Regions from separate parts of the Homo sapiens genome. Here region 1 is linked to region 2. A link is a loop called in an ENCODE intact Hi-C map of the cell type or tissue named here. Cell type or tissue: psoas muscle. All regions are shown on one strand.

Region 1 (8,000 bases), 380 kb before region 2:
AGATAATTGAGATAATTGGCATTATCTCAATTCCCATATCTTCTTTAACAAAGCCAATCTCTCTTCGGAAATATCCATCCACTAATAGATGGGTCAGCAAACAATCCAAGCTGTGAGCCAAAGTCAGCCAACTATGAGGCCAACTCTGTTTGCACCCGTTCTTTATAGCTTTTACACTACAGTGGCAAAGTTAAGTAGTTGTACATATGTCTATATATTTAGTAGAACCCTCTTGAAGGTACAAATGACTTAATAGGGAATGTAAAACTTTAAACCTTTTGTCAAGAGCAGCAGAAAGGATGATGTGTGGTAATGACGATCTCCCATACTGTTCAAGTCACATACTACCCACCAAAGAAAGCATATTCTGCATCTTGAGCATAATCCAAGTATAACTGGCTTAATCAAAAATTGTGTTCTTTTAAAAACTCTGTATTTCCTTGGTATGGCTTGAAGTCCTCTCAATCAATGAGTTCACTTTGGATAAATTATTATAGGAACCTAGCTTATATATCAACACACACATTGCACTATCATTTTCCTAAGGCATTCAGTCTTTCTACTACTGGAAGCATATGAACTTGTATTATTTACTGTTTGTAGGTTTCCCTATATATTTTCAGACTTATGGCTCCTAAAGGTGATAGAATGTGTTACTTGTTTATTATGATAGCCTCTGGCTGGATTTAGAAGCTACATATCAACAGAGTAAATACTATTTTAAAATATCTCCATATTGTATCTGTATTTTGATATTATGTTGATGATTTTCAATTGTTCAAGGGTAAAGAGGTTAAGCACCCCATGTACTCCTGAACCACCCATACCTCCCACATATACATTGTTTGATAAAGCCTAAAACCAAATAAATAAAGATGTGGGAAAATGAGAATACTGGCATTCTTGGCCTGTTATTTAAGATGACTCTATCAAGGTAACTCTACTTTTTGACATTTTTCCTTCCCCTAGGCTGGTTCTGCTACTGAACTCAGCAGGCTAATCATGCTTTACCTATCCATGCAGAGGTAAAATGTCATTAAAATGATTGATAGGGTATACACACCTCAAACATGACAGTAGTGATGGCTTCCCCATGTGACATGTTGCTTCTGAAATAATTTTGAGATTGTTTATCTATTATTACAATAGAACCCTGATTTATGTTTCACAATCCAGTTAGCTTCTCACAGGGACCTTGAACAATTCTCTTATTTTAGTAAGTTACAACACCTTTTCCCTGATGGGCCATTGGATTGATGCAGGAGGATGTAATTATGTGAAACTGAGACAGCAAAGGCCCCAAATGAATCAGCAGCTTATTCTACTTTTATGGGTACAGGGCAGCTTCTTCTGTATTTTCCTGGCCATTTGAATTCTGCTGTTTGCTGTTCTCTCCAACTTTGATTCTTTGATCCGGAGTGTATATGCCTGCTCTGCTTTTGTTAACTCAATGCCTGCTGGTCCTTGCCTTGTCTCAGTCTTCAGAATATGGATGTGAAGACTGGATCACAAAGACAGGTCATGCTGAGACTGGGGAGGCATATCTGATCTCTGGGTTTGAGTCCCGGTTAGTAACAGAAGGACTTTAGAGCAGCACTAAAATCTCATTCATGACATGAAACAAAGTCAGAGTTGAGCCATAGTCAGACATTAAATCAAAGTGTCAGATATGACAAATCTGAGCAAGGCCGTGCATGACAGGATGAGTGTTCTTGAGCAAAAGGGAAGTCTAAATCCATAGTGTTGACAAAGAAGTAAGTATGCTGAAATGAGGGAGAGCCCAGGGGCAGGTTTAAACCATTATTCTTGGATTGTACCTTGCTGTGGTACAACAACTGGTAAATTTTGACTTCCCTTGCTCTGCTAAAGTTCCTAGTTGGTCTTCAAGGCACACTGTTTTGAAACCTGTGCCTGTCAATCCTAAGCCTAGTAGTTCTACTAAGATTCAATAGCAGAATCAAACCAGCCACGTGGTTTCAGTAGAAGACAGACGGCTGCAGTGAAAATGAAAACAGAGGCTGTTTCAAGTTAAAGGCTATTCCTGGGCTGGTTGCTGAAGATGTTGTGGGTCTGTTGTTATATGTGGTTCAGTCATTGTCCATTTGTATATTCAGTCTCTCAACATACACATATTCTAAATTCTTGTCAGGCAATTGTGGTGGATTCATATCTTATATAAATTAATTTCAGTTAAACTACTTCAATGCTAGGGGCAATACCTCTCTTCAAAGAGTTTATAATCTACTTGGAAGAATAAATAAGCATTACACAGTAAATTCCACAAACAAAATGCTCTAGGAATCCAAGTATGGGTTATCATACCTAGTTTTGTTGAGTGGATAAATTAAAAAGGGCTTCACAGGCAGATAGCATTTGAAATGAGCCTTTAAGAACATGAAAACAGCTCTTTAAAATGGGGTGGGGGAAGAATTGGGGAGATGGCCTCAAAGAAAACAGTGGAGTAGGGAAGTAGGAACCCAAAAACAAATTTAATGACTCCACTAGGTTGTATTGATCTGAGCAACTCTGTTTTGAATTATGTTATTGATTCTTTTTTTTTTTTAAGGCTTCTTAGCGTTATGTTTTTTTTTTTTTTAATTATACTTTAAGTTTTAGGGTACATGTGCACAACGTGCAGGTTAGTTGCATATGTATACATGTGCCATGTTGGTGTGCTGTACCCATTAACTCGTCATTTATAGGTATATCTCCTAATGCTATCCCTCCCCCCTCCCCCCACCCCACAACAGGCCCTGGTGTGTGATGTTCCCCTTCCTGTGTCCATGTGTTCTCATTGTTCAATTCCCACCTATGAGTGAGAACATGCGGCGTTTGGTTTTTTGTCCTTGCGACAGTTTGCTGAGAATGATGGTTTCCAGCTTCAGCCATGTCCCTACAAAGGACATGAACTCATCATTTTTTATGGCTGCATAGTATTCCTTGGTGTATATGTGCCACACTTTCTTAATCCAGTCTATCATTGTTGGACATTTGGGTTGGTTCCAAGTCTTTGCTATTGTGAATAGTGCTGCAATAAACATACGTGTGCATGTGTCTTTATAGCAGCATGTTTTATAATCCTTTGGGTATATACCCAGTAATGGGATGGCTGGGAACTCCTACCCTGCAAGTTTTCTTATTCTGTATTCCATTCCCTCTTTATGTTGTTCTGTTCTGATCCCAACCATTACCTGTCACTTTTTGTATGAAAGTGTGCTAAATGGTAAGATTCCAATTATCTAATACTGCTTAGAGATAGTCTTACCAAACTTCCCAGAAAGAACCTGAAGATTTTCAAAGTATTCAACTAGTGTGAGAGTCTGGAACTATAAAAGTCCAGACAGTGAGGTTTTTGGCTTTACAGGTTATACAGTCTCTGTTGCAACTACTTAACTTTGCCACTGTAGTGCAAAAGCTATAAAGAATGGGTGCAAACAGAGTTGGCCTCATAGTGGGCTGACTTTGGCTCACAGCTTGGATTGTTTGCTGACCAATCTATTAGTGGATGGATATTTCCGAAGAGAGATTGGCTTTGTTAAAGCAGATATGGGAATTGAGATAATGCCAAAGCACTGGAGACATTTGGGAAAGATTCCAAGTAATATGTACCACTTGTCTTCATGGAACCTTATCTCTGTACTTTTTTTTAAACAAAATACATAGTTTCTTATTCAGAAAAAAAGGGTTAGAATATTTTTTCTCTTTTGAGACATAAATTTAACTTAGTTATAATACATTTAACAAATGTTTACTGGGCCTCTACTGCTATTGTGGATACCAAGAAGAGTAAGTCTTGGCTCTTTATACATTTATACCTTTAAAGATCTTATAGATTAACAGTAGAATAAGGTAAGCACTAAGAGAGAAGCACACACACAATTTATGAATATTTATGGTAAGAAGAGATTATGCAAATGGACCACACCATTCTTTTCCTTCATGAGCACTTGAGATGCAATTCAAAGTCTAGGTAAAATTAATGAATGAAACCATGAAATATTAAACATTTAGACAAGCAAGTTAAGACATCTGGGAAATAGTGTATAGTCTGCTTTAAATTTTACTCAGATCTCTAAATCTATCATGTCCCAACTTTCCTCTTGACTTTTCCCTGGACTTAAGCTCCCCTCGTTAACCAATATACCTAATATTACTTAGGTATATTTGTAACAAACTTTCCCAGAAAGGATCCAAAGAAAACCACCATCTCATCATTTGCTCAACTTAGAAGACTAGTATGTCTCCTTTTTTCCACTCATCAATTTATTTTGCTTGCATTCAAAATTTTGCTTACATCAAAATATAAGATATGTTTTTAATTCTTCTACCTTTCTCCATCTGTGCTTCCACCAGTTAGTCTCAATCACATGCCTGGACTCCTGGACTAGTCTCCTAATGATTCTTACCACTTCCATTCTTGTTCTGTTCTAATCTCTTCCTCACATAATTGTCAGAATAATATTTTTTAAAATCATAAAATGGATGGTTTTAATGCCCTACTTGAAACCCTTTAGGAGCTTCCACTTATGTTCAGGCAAACAACCAGACTTTCAGTTCTGCAAATCTTCAGCAGTCTTCCCTGCCCTCAAATGTATTCTTTCCTTCCTTTGGAACACTTTCATTCTCACTGTTTGCTTGATTGATTCCTTGGCTTCTTTCAGATCTTATGTTAATTTTTAACCCTTTAGGGACTCCTCCGATTGTCCTATCATAGAAGATTGCTTGTTCATGGATTTCATGACAATATGTATTGCTTAACTCTTCTATTAGCCTGAATCTCTGAAGGCAGAAAGAGATTGTTTGGTTCACTGTAGATATACAGCACCTAGTAGTACAGTGTCTGCCAGTATAGGTATTTATTCAAATGGTTATTTGATAGTTATTTCTTGAGAATAGTCAGGATATTTACAATTGCAATTTGGGAGTGTGAGGTATTGAGGAGTGATTGACGCAAATTTGGCCATCACTTGCATACAGGTGATTGATGGTTGAGATTACGAAAGTGGATGAGATTTTCAAAGAAGATAAGAAATGTTGAGAAATAATTTAGAATGCTTTGGGTAACTTAAGAGTAAGTTATCTAACCACTTTGTCTTTCTGTTTTTTTTTTTTTTTGTCTCTAACATATGTATATTATGGCCTCTATGTATGTATGGTGTCATGTCTCTAATGTATACATAATATTAGTACCTTAGGTGACTAAGGCACCTTCATAGGAGCTGGCACGTTAAGTACTCTCAGAGGACCTGACATATAGTAGGGTCTCAATAAACATCATTTTCTTGTCCTTTCTCATTCTAAACTACTACACTCCCATGAAACATAAAATAAACAAATATAAGATCTCATGTATGTTATTTAAAAATAATAAAATCTCCTTCAACAAACTTTCAACAAGCACTAATTTATCATATTTTATGAATATCAGGTTTGATGCCAACTGCTGAGAGTATTTTTAAAAAGGAGTTTATGGTTTGAAGGAGCATACAGACTTTGGAGAGAAATAAAATGGGTGATTAAAATGTAGTAAGCACAGAGATAAGGGTGCAAAATGAACACACAGAAAAGTGGTTTGCTCTTTTTAAGAACTTGGATATTTCAGTGGGATTCAGCGTGGTCTTGGCAAGTTCTTGAATCTCTCCTTAGGCTTTTACTAGGATGCCACATGGCACAATTTGCTTAACTCCTCTGAAAATCATTCCTCACCTGTAGAGTAAAGATAAGAATCACATCTTTCAAGGTTGTTGTTAGGTGTCACATAGATTAAGGTAAATGACTTGATATATTCTAAAATGCTTTAAGTGAGGATCTACCATGGTGAGTCAAAGGGAATCTGAAATAAAGCAACTGCAGTTGGTAAAGGACTTATCAAATAGTGTCAGCTGAACAGGAATTACAGAACTCTCCCCACCTACCCATATTACCTACGGTTCCCACCATCTTGAGAATACTTAGTTATAAATAAAATCATAGTTTTCATGAACTGAAACTCTTAATTAAATAGAATCTTTAGGCATGCTACTCTTTAGAGGATAAAGAAAGTGATAAGAAAGCAAACTGATAACAGGGAACCAGTAAGAAAAATAACTCCAGGCTATGTCTTGGAGATAGTAGACATTTCAGATCAATCTTTCCTATCTTTTTTACTTACTTTCTATGCTGCACACGGAGAGCATATTTAGAATGATGAACCGTAGGCAACATAAAAGCATCATCAAAGAACATTTCTTTCATGTTCATTATACATACTCTATAGCAAAGGCTGGAAAATGGGTGGCTATATTTAGCACAGACTTCTGAACAACATAGTCTAGAAAAATACTATACTAATCAATTTTTAGCTAAAAACTTTAATTTATCATCCACTCAATATTAAAGGTAAAAGTTTGTAACAGAGGTTAATTTTAAACAGCTTGGAAAAGAAAAAGAATCTGCATCACTTGATTCCAAATTAGACCTCCTGTGGTTTTAATGCAAGCAGGTTTTAAAAACATATTCATTTTAATATTAACAAAATATTATCATTTACATAAATTACTATTTAAGTATAATTTCTGGGTAAAATTGTTACAGTGAATATCCTTGACAAATGAATGATACAGCAATCTTGAAGCAATAGGTAACTTTCTTTTGAAAATCTGACTAATGTCACTGGAATTTCTTGGCTATCTCTTGTATTTTCACATGTCAATTACATAATAATGTTCACTGAATATTTTTTCTTCTTATTTCATGCTTCCTACCTTTTTAAAAATATATATAATAATGCTCTTTACCATTACCAAGTGTAGTTTGAAAGTTTTTGTGAAAGATATCTATTTAGGGCAAAAGGAACCCTAAATTTGACAACTTTCTAATTGAATTAATATTAAGTGAATTTATATTTTGTGGAAACATGGCAGCAAAATTCAGCCAGTTATTCCAGCAGGTGGCTCCCTAGCACTGCCTGCTGATTTATGACTTTGTGTTTAAAGGATTGTCAGCATAAGCAACGAAAATTCAAATGTAGAATTTTAAATGTGGATGAGTTCTCCTGCCTTTCAGATTCTAATGAACTGCAGCCCAATGCCAGTTTGCCACATGGTTTCACTGTTGCTACAGTCTCTTCATTTGAGAAGCAAATGACACAAAGAAGTTTGCTAACAAATTCAACAAAATTGTAACTAAATAGTTACCTTTGTAATCATTTAATAGGACTTAATTGACGATAGATGTTGCAAAAATAGGGATAATAAATGGCCTGGGAATTGTATACCTCCTGGTTGTTTATTCCCGGAGCAAAAGATTCTCTCAGCAGTGTGCATTGTTATGAATCATTTAAGAGGAAAAGAGAAGTGATGGAACCAAGATTAGAGACTGCATGTTACCACTGATGAATGCTTTTTTGTCTCTGCCCTAATCCCTTAATAAAGAAATTTATAGCTAATATAATGCATTTGTACTTTGATAATTTCCTCATTATTTCCTTAGAGACAATGTTGCAGAATAGAAAGAGTCAGAAGGGCAAAGATAAGAATTTCATTTCAGGTCTAGCAATTATTAACTATATAACCTGGGGCAACCTACTGAACTTGGTTTTTTATTTGCAATTGGAGTTCTCCAGATGGCAAATATTCATCTAGAGAATTGTTGGAAAAATTAGAGACAAGTTCTGTAAAATTCTTGGAATACATTAGATTCTCAACACATTATACTTATTATTTTCATAAGCAATCATATTTAATCCTTACCAAAATCCCATTTTTTCTGCAATGTATTGTTATTTCAACTAGCTTTAAAATGTGCAGAGCCAAACATTAATTCTGTTTACTGATGACAAAAAAAAAAAATCACATGGTTTAAAAGAGTCTGTTCTAAAAACACAACTAGTTTTTCTATGGTCCATTATTATGTTACTGTCAAGCAGAAATCAGCAAATCTGGAGATAAATACTGGGTTGACTACTGTATTTTCAATCTAAGAAATTGTTTCTTTTTTCATCTCAATAGTTGCAAGCAATC
Region 2 (8,000 bases):
GTCTCTTGTGTACTTCACAGTGTACACATTGGGTTTATGATGAAGGAAAAAGAAATAAGCCTAATCAAACTGTCCCACTTGCAGTGCTGAATGAGTCTCCATGTCTGCCTTTCATGGTGGCCAGGTAAGAACAAGAAGGTAAAGGGAAGAAAAATTAGAAGCAATATTTTTTAACAACCTACTCGGTCCAAAGCACTCTACTACTATGTGTTTTGCATGTTTTGTCTCATGAAGTTATCATGACTATGTGACATATCTATTACTGTTCCCATGTAAAGAAAGAAGGAAGAGGAAAAGAGAGCACTGTGGATCAACAGTTAGTAAGTGTTAAAAATAAAACTCAGACTCAAGTTCAACCTATTCCAGTTCATTTTTTCTCCCAACCACCACACACTTTCTCTCTATGAGATGAGACAAAATGAGCATAAACCACCGGGTAGGGCAGGTGAGTATTTTCCCTTTACTTACAACAGAGTACACGTAATTCAACTTAACAGAATCAGGAGTTACTTACACCATGTGTTTTTTCCCTGATTTCAACATAGATTTTGTTTCTGATAAAAACACATTTAGTGTACCTGCTCACTAGACAGAAAGCCTCAGAAGACATGGATCTTGCTCACTTCTGCATCCCTAGCACGTAAAACAGGGCTACAGGAATTTCAATAACCCATTGCTTGATTCAATAAATGACATCAGTTCTTACAGTTCTTTGGCCCTTAAATACCAACTGATACGCATTCAATTAAGTCAGTAAGTTAGTGACAGATGTGAAATATGGGATTTATTTGTATAAACATAAGCAATAACTCAGGATTCTCTTCATTTTCAAAAAACTAATGATATTAAAGCATCATCCAAGGACACACAACTTATGACTTCAGTTTATCCATGCAAAGAGACCTCTTAAAAACGGAAGGTAACTTTGAGTCATTTTCTGTCTCTTCCTCCTTTCTTCTTCTTTCCCCTTTCTCTGTATCACTTTTATTTTAAAAAATGGTGAAAATAACTTATGAGAGAATAAAACACCAAAAGAGTCAGACAGAGAGAGTCTGAAGCTGAAGGGGAAAGTGAGGACCAGTTGTGGCAACATTTCCAGAGGTGGCAGCCAAGGAGCTGCAGATAGCAGAGTTTATTTATAGTTAAAGTAAAGTGAACAGAGATGCCTTGTGATGATGTTGGCTGTGAATTTTTGTTTCAAGGAAGTAGAATAAATAGTACACCTACCTGAAACAGGAGAAAACTAAACTTGGAAAATCTCTTCAATGACAGAAATAAAAGGAGTTGTGAAATTATGCTGCCTGGTACTTTTGCTGTTGTGTGATTCCTTTGCAGTAGATGAATAATTCAATCTCAAGCTCCCCAGTGGAATACTTTGGGGCCTCTACATGAATCTCATAAATATCAAATTTATTTGCTTGTAGTCATTACCACATGCTAAAGAAAATGAATTTCACTTATTCTCCACTACAAGATCATCAGAAAGTACAGAAAATCTGACCATTCCTAAGAAGAAGAGTTAGATTTACTTTCCTTAAGATTTAAGGCCAAGTTCAATAAATAGTGAGTCACTGTACCTGCTACATTATTTTATGTCTGAAAGCTAGAAATGACCTAGCTTATTATATTCCTCCTACCCAGTGTGTCTCTAGCCTGTGCTAGACATGTTCAGAGTTGGAAATCTACTACATTTTTGGACAGTGCTCATGGTTAGGGAGCTCTACCTTATATTAAGATGAAATCTGCTTTCTTGAAAGTGATTAGCCTACTGACTCTAGTTCTGTCTTCTAGAAAAATTTGGAGGATTAATCCTATTCCTGAAAAAATAATCTTTAAAATAATCAAGGTTAGCTTCTGGATGTCCCATAACAGCTCTTCTGTAAGTTAAAGAGCTAAATATACCTGTTGCTTTAACTATTCCAAGAATGATAGATGCATGTTATTCTGAAAAGGTATCCGTTACCATTATTTTTAAATTGTAGATTTCAGGTCTAACTAGGGTTCTAAAGTTGGTACAAGCAAATTGTCTACACATTTTTTTTTTTTGCTTATACACATCCTAAGATATTTTAAAAATAACTGCTAGGCCCCTCACACATTTTTAAGTTATCATCTAATTTTATGTTTGAAAATTGTCATGTTTATTTCCCAACCTAGTGTTTATATTTGTTAAATACATTTTCATCAAAGTTTTGAACAGTAGATTTTCCTCATTCAGTTTGTGGAAAATATTCACCATGGAGAAAATATTCACCATAGAAAAACCAGAGGTTACTGGACAACCATTCAGCCAAATCAGCGTAATTTTCTCACTGACTATACCTGATTTCATTTGTCAAAGCAGATAAATGTGTTAATATGCATCTCCTTGACAACTCCTCACTACTCAATTCTAGGAGACATAGGTAGATAAGACCTACAGTGCTGCCATATATTTATCAGCTGGCTGAAATATGGCACTACCCTCTGATAATCTCTTACCTACCTGGGCTCATTTTGCTTTTATTTTTTTTAATGGAAATTTCTCTCAGGAGCTGTGTGTCATTGAATTGTCCCTTTGTTTGAAAGCTAGAGGTTTTATATTCTGGGACTGTGCCCCAGGTCAGTAAAATTTAGGATAGATGAGAAGAATAACTCTCTCTCTGTGTGTGTGTGTGTGTGTGTGTGTGTGTGTGTGTGCGCTTGTGTGTGTGTGTTCAGTAACTAATGGGAACAGGGTGCTCGTTTAGCAGATTTCATGGTGGAAGGCAGTTTGCCATGCACATTTTCACTGAACTAGATTTAAGGACAAATCAAGATGAAAGAAGGAAAGTGTTCTCATGTTCCTGCAACTTGTATAGTAGTGTCATTGGATCCTTAGGGTGTCACTTCGCCAGCTGGAAACCTCTGTGGGCAGTGGCACCTTCTGCTTGAGTATTGCTCTTGCCTGCTGGGCTTGTTATGCTGACTTGGCCTGGCAGGCTGTACTCAGCTCGCGTTACTGGCCTGGATGCCACGAGCCAGGTGGGGAGTGGCAAGGGGTGTGTGAGCAAGCGAGCATGGGGTCTGGACACTGAGCACAGCCAGGCACACTGCCTGCTGTAGTGTGGCAGGTAGTTCCAGGTGCCAGCTTTGTGCAAGGCTGAGGCTGGACCAGATGTACCACTAGAAGCTTCTGCTGCAGGCACCAGCATCTGGATGAGGAAAAGATGGTGGCACCCAAAAACTCAGAGATGCCAGGAACCACAGAGCCCCAAAGAGAGTGTTATAGCATGTCACATCCCTGACTTAGGGAGCCCCGAGGTCTGGGCTCCCAGAAAGGCCACAGCTCTTCTCTCCTTATTATTGCCCACAGCTTGGTGAGTGAGGGGGCGAGTTTTGGGGGGATGTGTTTCAGCCTGTTTGTGTTACAGGTCTCTCAGTCCCACTGTCCCACTCTGGCCACAGCTCTTGGGCTGACCCTGTACCGCTGCTGCTTCCTGTCTTGTGGGGCAACCACCCAGCACTGGTGGAGGGATATAGTGTTACAGCAGTTCTGGCCATGGGTATTCTAAGGTCTGGGCCCCGGAAGGGTTGCCACTCTTCACTCCTGCAGTCCAGGACTGTGTCGCCACCTGCAGCTTAGCGAGCTGGCCAGGAATGTGTTACAGTTCCTTTCACTCCCTGCATTTGTCAATTCCCGAGTTCCTGTCCCATGTCCAGGAGGAATGAATTTATGTGGACAACTGGAGGGTAAGCAAGGAGGAGAGCTTTATTGAGTGACAGAATGGCTCTCAGGAGACCTGAAGTGGGTAGCTCCTTTCTGCAGGCTGGTCATCCTGACAAGTGTCTGACTCTGGCTGAGTCTGGGGTTCTTAATATGCTCAGAATGGAGGAAGCGCATGCTGACTTGTCCATAGGCAGACATAGGCAGGCCTGGAAAAAGCACCATCTGACTGGCTGAAAGACATCAATGAAGTTCTCACTCCTGGTCATGAACCCCACCTGGAACTGGGAGCCTGGCCCCCAAGCTTCAACCTCTCCCTGGCTTGAAGGTGGGGTTTCACTGGGGACCTGCCCCTTCCCTCCTAAGAATCTGTGTGCCTCCCGCTGCCATCAACATTACATCCACAGTGCACAGGCTGTTCCTGCTGAGGGGCACCCACAGGCCCACGACAAGCTGCCCTCAGTACCTCAGCCTCCCTCCCACACTTGTCGGTGCTCAAAGTCTGGAAGGGGCCAAGGGAACAGGGGGCTTGTACGTCAGTGCTGCCCCAAGTACACGCACACCCGGCCAGGCTGTGACAGCCCTCGGGCTTAGCCATAACTTTGCTCTGCACTGGAGTCGGCACCAGGAGCAGGAAAAGGTTTGTGAGTGGGAGCAGGCACTTCTGAGCCTGCAGGGGAAGAGGGCTTCCTGAGCTCCCAAGAGTGCAGGGATGCCTGGGTCTGGAGCTGCAGCTGGGCAGCTGTAGCTGCACCTGCAGGCAAGGACTCCCTCCCTGCCAACTCAGTAGGGTATGGGGCTCCCACTGGGATCACCAGTTACCAGCCCCCACCGAGCGCACAGCCCTGGTCGCACCTCCCCCACTGCAGCTGGAGTCCTCACAGTGGCCACCCCAGATGGGCCCCTGCCACCATCATTAGGGAGCTATCGTATTGGCTCTGTCTTTAGAGCAGACACCAAGTATTTTTTGCGTGCTTCAAGCCTTCGCATTGCAGATTGTCAACATTTAAGTAACATGGATGTATACATCTGTCTCTAAGTAGCCAAATGTGAATCTAATACACTCCTTCTAAAATAACTCAGAGCCTTGGGGGAATAAAGGGTTTCCCAAAAACAATTTGTTAGAGTTGGGTCTATGAAGAGCGTGGGAAGAATATAGAATTCAGAATAAGATGTTCCTGAGTCTCCCTGTTCCCTGTTTTTTGTTTGTTTGTTTGTTTGACCAGCTATATACCGTCAGCATGCTTCTTTGTAATTATGGGTCTCCATAGGTTTTACTGTTTTTCTTTTTTTGTCTTGAGACAGTCTTGTTTTGTCACCCAGGCTGGAGTGTAGTGGCACAAACTCGGCTCACTGCAACATCCACCTCCCAGGTTCAAGTGATTCCCCTGCCTCAGCCTCTGGAGTAGTGGGATTACAGGTGTCCACCATGATGCCTGGCTAATTTTTGTATTTTTAGTAGAGATGGGGTTTCACCATGTTGGCCAGGCTGGTCTCAAACTCCTGACCTCAGGTAATCTGCCTGCCTTGGCCTCCCTAAGGACTGGGGTTAAAGGCCTGAGCCACCCACGACTGGCCATTACTGTGTTTCTTACTATGACTTCTCTTAGCTCCCTCAACCCATGCACATGCTTCTAATAGGTATTTCCCTAGGAGTCTCATCAGATTTAAACTTCTTCGATCATTTTTCAGTCTCAACTAGCTATTTGCAAGTGTATTTCTCCTAGTGACTGTTTAAAAATATAATGTCCAGTAGAATACCAGATGATAAGAATGGATTAGCTGGTGAGGCAGGGAGCATTACAAATGTTTTTTTGCTGAGGAGTGTTAAAAGAAAAAAACTTCAGTTGAATTAAATTTAAAGGAGTTTAATTGAGCCATGAACACTACATTAATAGGGTAGCCTGCCGAGCCCAAGTAGGCTCAAAGACTCCAGTGCAGCCACGTGGTGGAAGATTTATGGACAGAAAAAGGAAAGTGAGGTACAGAAAACAGAAGTGAAGTATAGAAATTGCTGGATTGGTTACAGTGTTTGCCATATTTGAACATGGTTGGAATAGTTGGCTATTTGGCCAAAACTCGCTGATTGGCCCAAGTGTAGGCAACGGTCTGTTTATACCTCTGCTGGTTATAGTTCACGATGTACAGAAAAACCCTTAGGCCAAACTTAAAATATGTAAGGAGGCAGCTTGAGGCTAAACTTAATTTAAGAGGAGGAAGAAGGAGTAGGAGAAATGAGTGCCATCGATGCTGTTTATTTTAACAGTAAGGACAAAAAGTCTGAAAATTCCAAAAACAGTATCCTTTTCAACACAGCAAGTTTCTATCCCGTCTTTGTCTAACCCTTTAAAATCCAAAAATCCAAACGTTTCACACCCCTGGTGATTCGACTAGCTATGATTGACAAGCCAGCTTATTTTTGCATTTGCACTTCAGTTTCATCTGCATTGGAAACATAGCTTGATTAAAGGCCATATCTCCATGAATCTTTTTGTTTTCCTAAAAATTCAAACATGTACTGGTAAACAAATCTCTCTTTTTTTCTAGATCTGAACATTTTAGACTCTGGTACTTTTTCATCTAAGAAGTATTTAAAATCAAACATCTTAGCAAGTTTTAAAAACCTGTCTTGATTCTTAAGGAGACCAACAGTCTTAATAATATCTCTAGAATTTAAATGCACAAGCCCAAATCTGAGATTTAACCAAGAGTATTTTAAACTATAGCACCTTTGACTTACACCATCATAAGGCAAAAGCAAGGGGCAAAGTCTCATTCCTTTCACAAACTGTATAACCTTTTAAATGTGCACTAGGATTCTTGATATTAAAATTATAGGAATTCAAATATTCAGCCTTTTCTAGTGAGGTGAATGAGGGGAGAGTTCATTCAACAAAAGAAGTTTATGATAATTTATATACTCTTTTACTTTTGAAAAGGTAGCACTTTAAGCACTCTGCCAATGCAAATTTATGTCATGTCGTTTACTTCAACTATGGAGTTTGCCTCTCTCTAGGTTTAGCTTTGATCTGAGTTGATATTAACTGAAAGTTCTTCCTATAAGAGATATATGTTCACCTGGGTGATGTGAGTGAATCATCCCAGACAAGCTTTTCATAGGTTGAGTGAAATCTGCTAACAATGGAATATCACAGAAATAAAAGGATGGGTTCTGGAATCAGAAGCAATAGATTTGAATACAAGCCCTACCGTTTCTCTACTGGTATTGAAGAGAAGTCGTAGTAAAGTACTAGATTTGATGATAAGCCCTACTGGCTTTGGGCAAGATAATTTCAGTACAGCCAGTTTCTTCATCTTAAAGCAGTAAGCACGAAAATATATACTGCATAGGGTAATTAAAAGTATTAAATATATGTCTGTCTTACAGTAAACATAGAAAATGTTATATATTATTAATCTAGCATTTAAGAAAGTGCCTAATACATGATATGCTCAACATATGCTGTAAAAATAAAAGATCTAACACTCATTGACAGCTTACTGTAAGCCAGACAATTCTAAGTATTTTATAATGGATAACATTTAATTAATTGAATGAACTAAAATGTATTAATCTATATTAATAAGACATTCTTCATATAAGTGAATTAATTGTAACCTAAGATCTCTGAGGTTTCAGGAATGTATGGATGGTTTCCAAGATAATTATTAAAACCTTGATATTTCTGCAGTTTTCAGTTTAAATGTGCTTATATGCATTTATTAGAAAGAAAAGACATAAAGAGATTCTCAAAGAAGTTCTGCAAACCTCAAAGTAGATAAGAGTCTTTGATACAGATTATTACTTTGATGGCCTCTGCCAAGTGTGTGAGACAAGACGAGTGAAGTTCAGAAAGTGGTTAATTAACTCCTGAACATTATTAGTATTGCACTTTCTGTAATTAACACTATAAAACATGTTAACTCATCCCTGAAGATTTTTCTCTCATTGTAAATAGGTTATAGTCACCCAAGTGTGTATTTCCCACATCTACTACTAGTGTCTGTGTAAACTGGGGGCTGTTGGAAAGAAAAGAAAAAGAAATCTTGCATTTTCCTTACATTTACATTAAGAATGAAAAGTTGTGTGAATACTATGGTAGGTCAATTTAACGGATTTTCCAGTCTAATTTTTCATCTGTGACCCTTGTTCTAAGGAGCATTTGGGGGAAGAACTTAGTGTTTGCTCACACTGGGTTTTGTAACTGACACAGTTCATGTCATATAGTAACTCAAGTCTCATATAATAGCTGAAGAAATATTTATTGAAGAAATGGGCAACTTCATAAAGGCTTAAATTTTACTAATCCCAGGT

What was found. Peaks named below come from ENCODE experiments on the same cell type or tissue, not always from the same donor. Only the 100,000 strongest peaks of a DNase experiment are listed, where the experiment ranks them.
Region 1: it touches region 2 in a loop (9-fold over the local background); 4 of 110 quality-filtered maps call a loop at or near these places.

The regions. Positions count from the first base shown.
Region 1 is chr17:54,171,808-54,179,807 of GRCh38, reverse strand. No RefSeq gene overlaps it. Among named protein-coding and RNA genes, the nearest start is that of KIF2B, 350 kb to the right of the region's middle. In psoas muscle, a CTCF peak has its summit at 6,930 (motif pointing right); no DNase peak of the experiment used is centred here.
Region 2 is chr17:53,788,204-53,796,203 of GRCh38, reverse strand. No RefSeq gene overlaps it. Among named protein-coding and RNA genes, the nearest start is that of KIF2B, 31 kb to the left of the region's middle. RefSeq lists an enhancer at 4,291-4,791. In psoas muscle, a CTCF peak has its summit at 3,609 (motif pointing left); DNase peaks (open chromatin) are centred at 2,963 and 3,543; H3K4me3 peaks cover 392 bases; H3K27ac peaks cover 1,924 bases.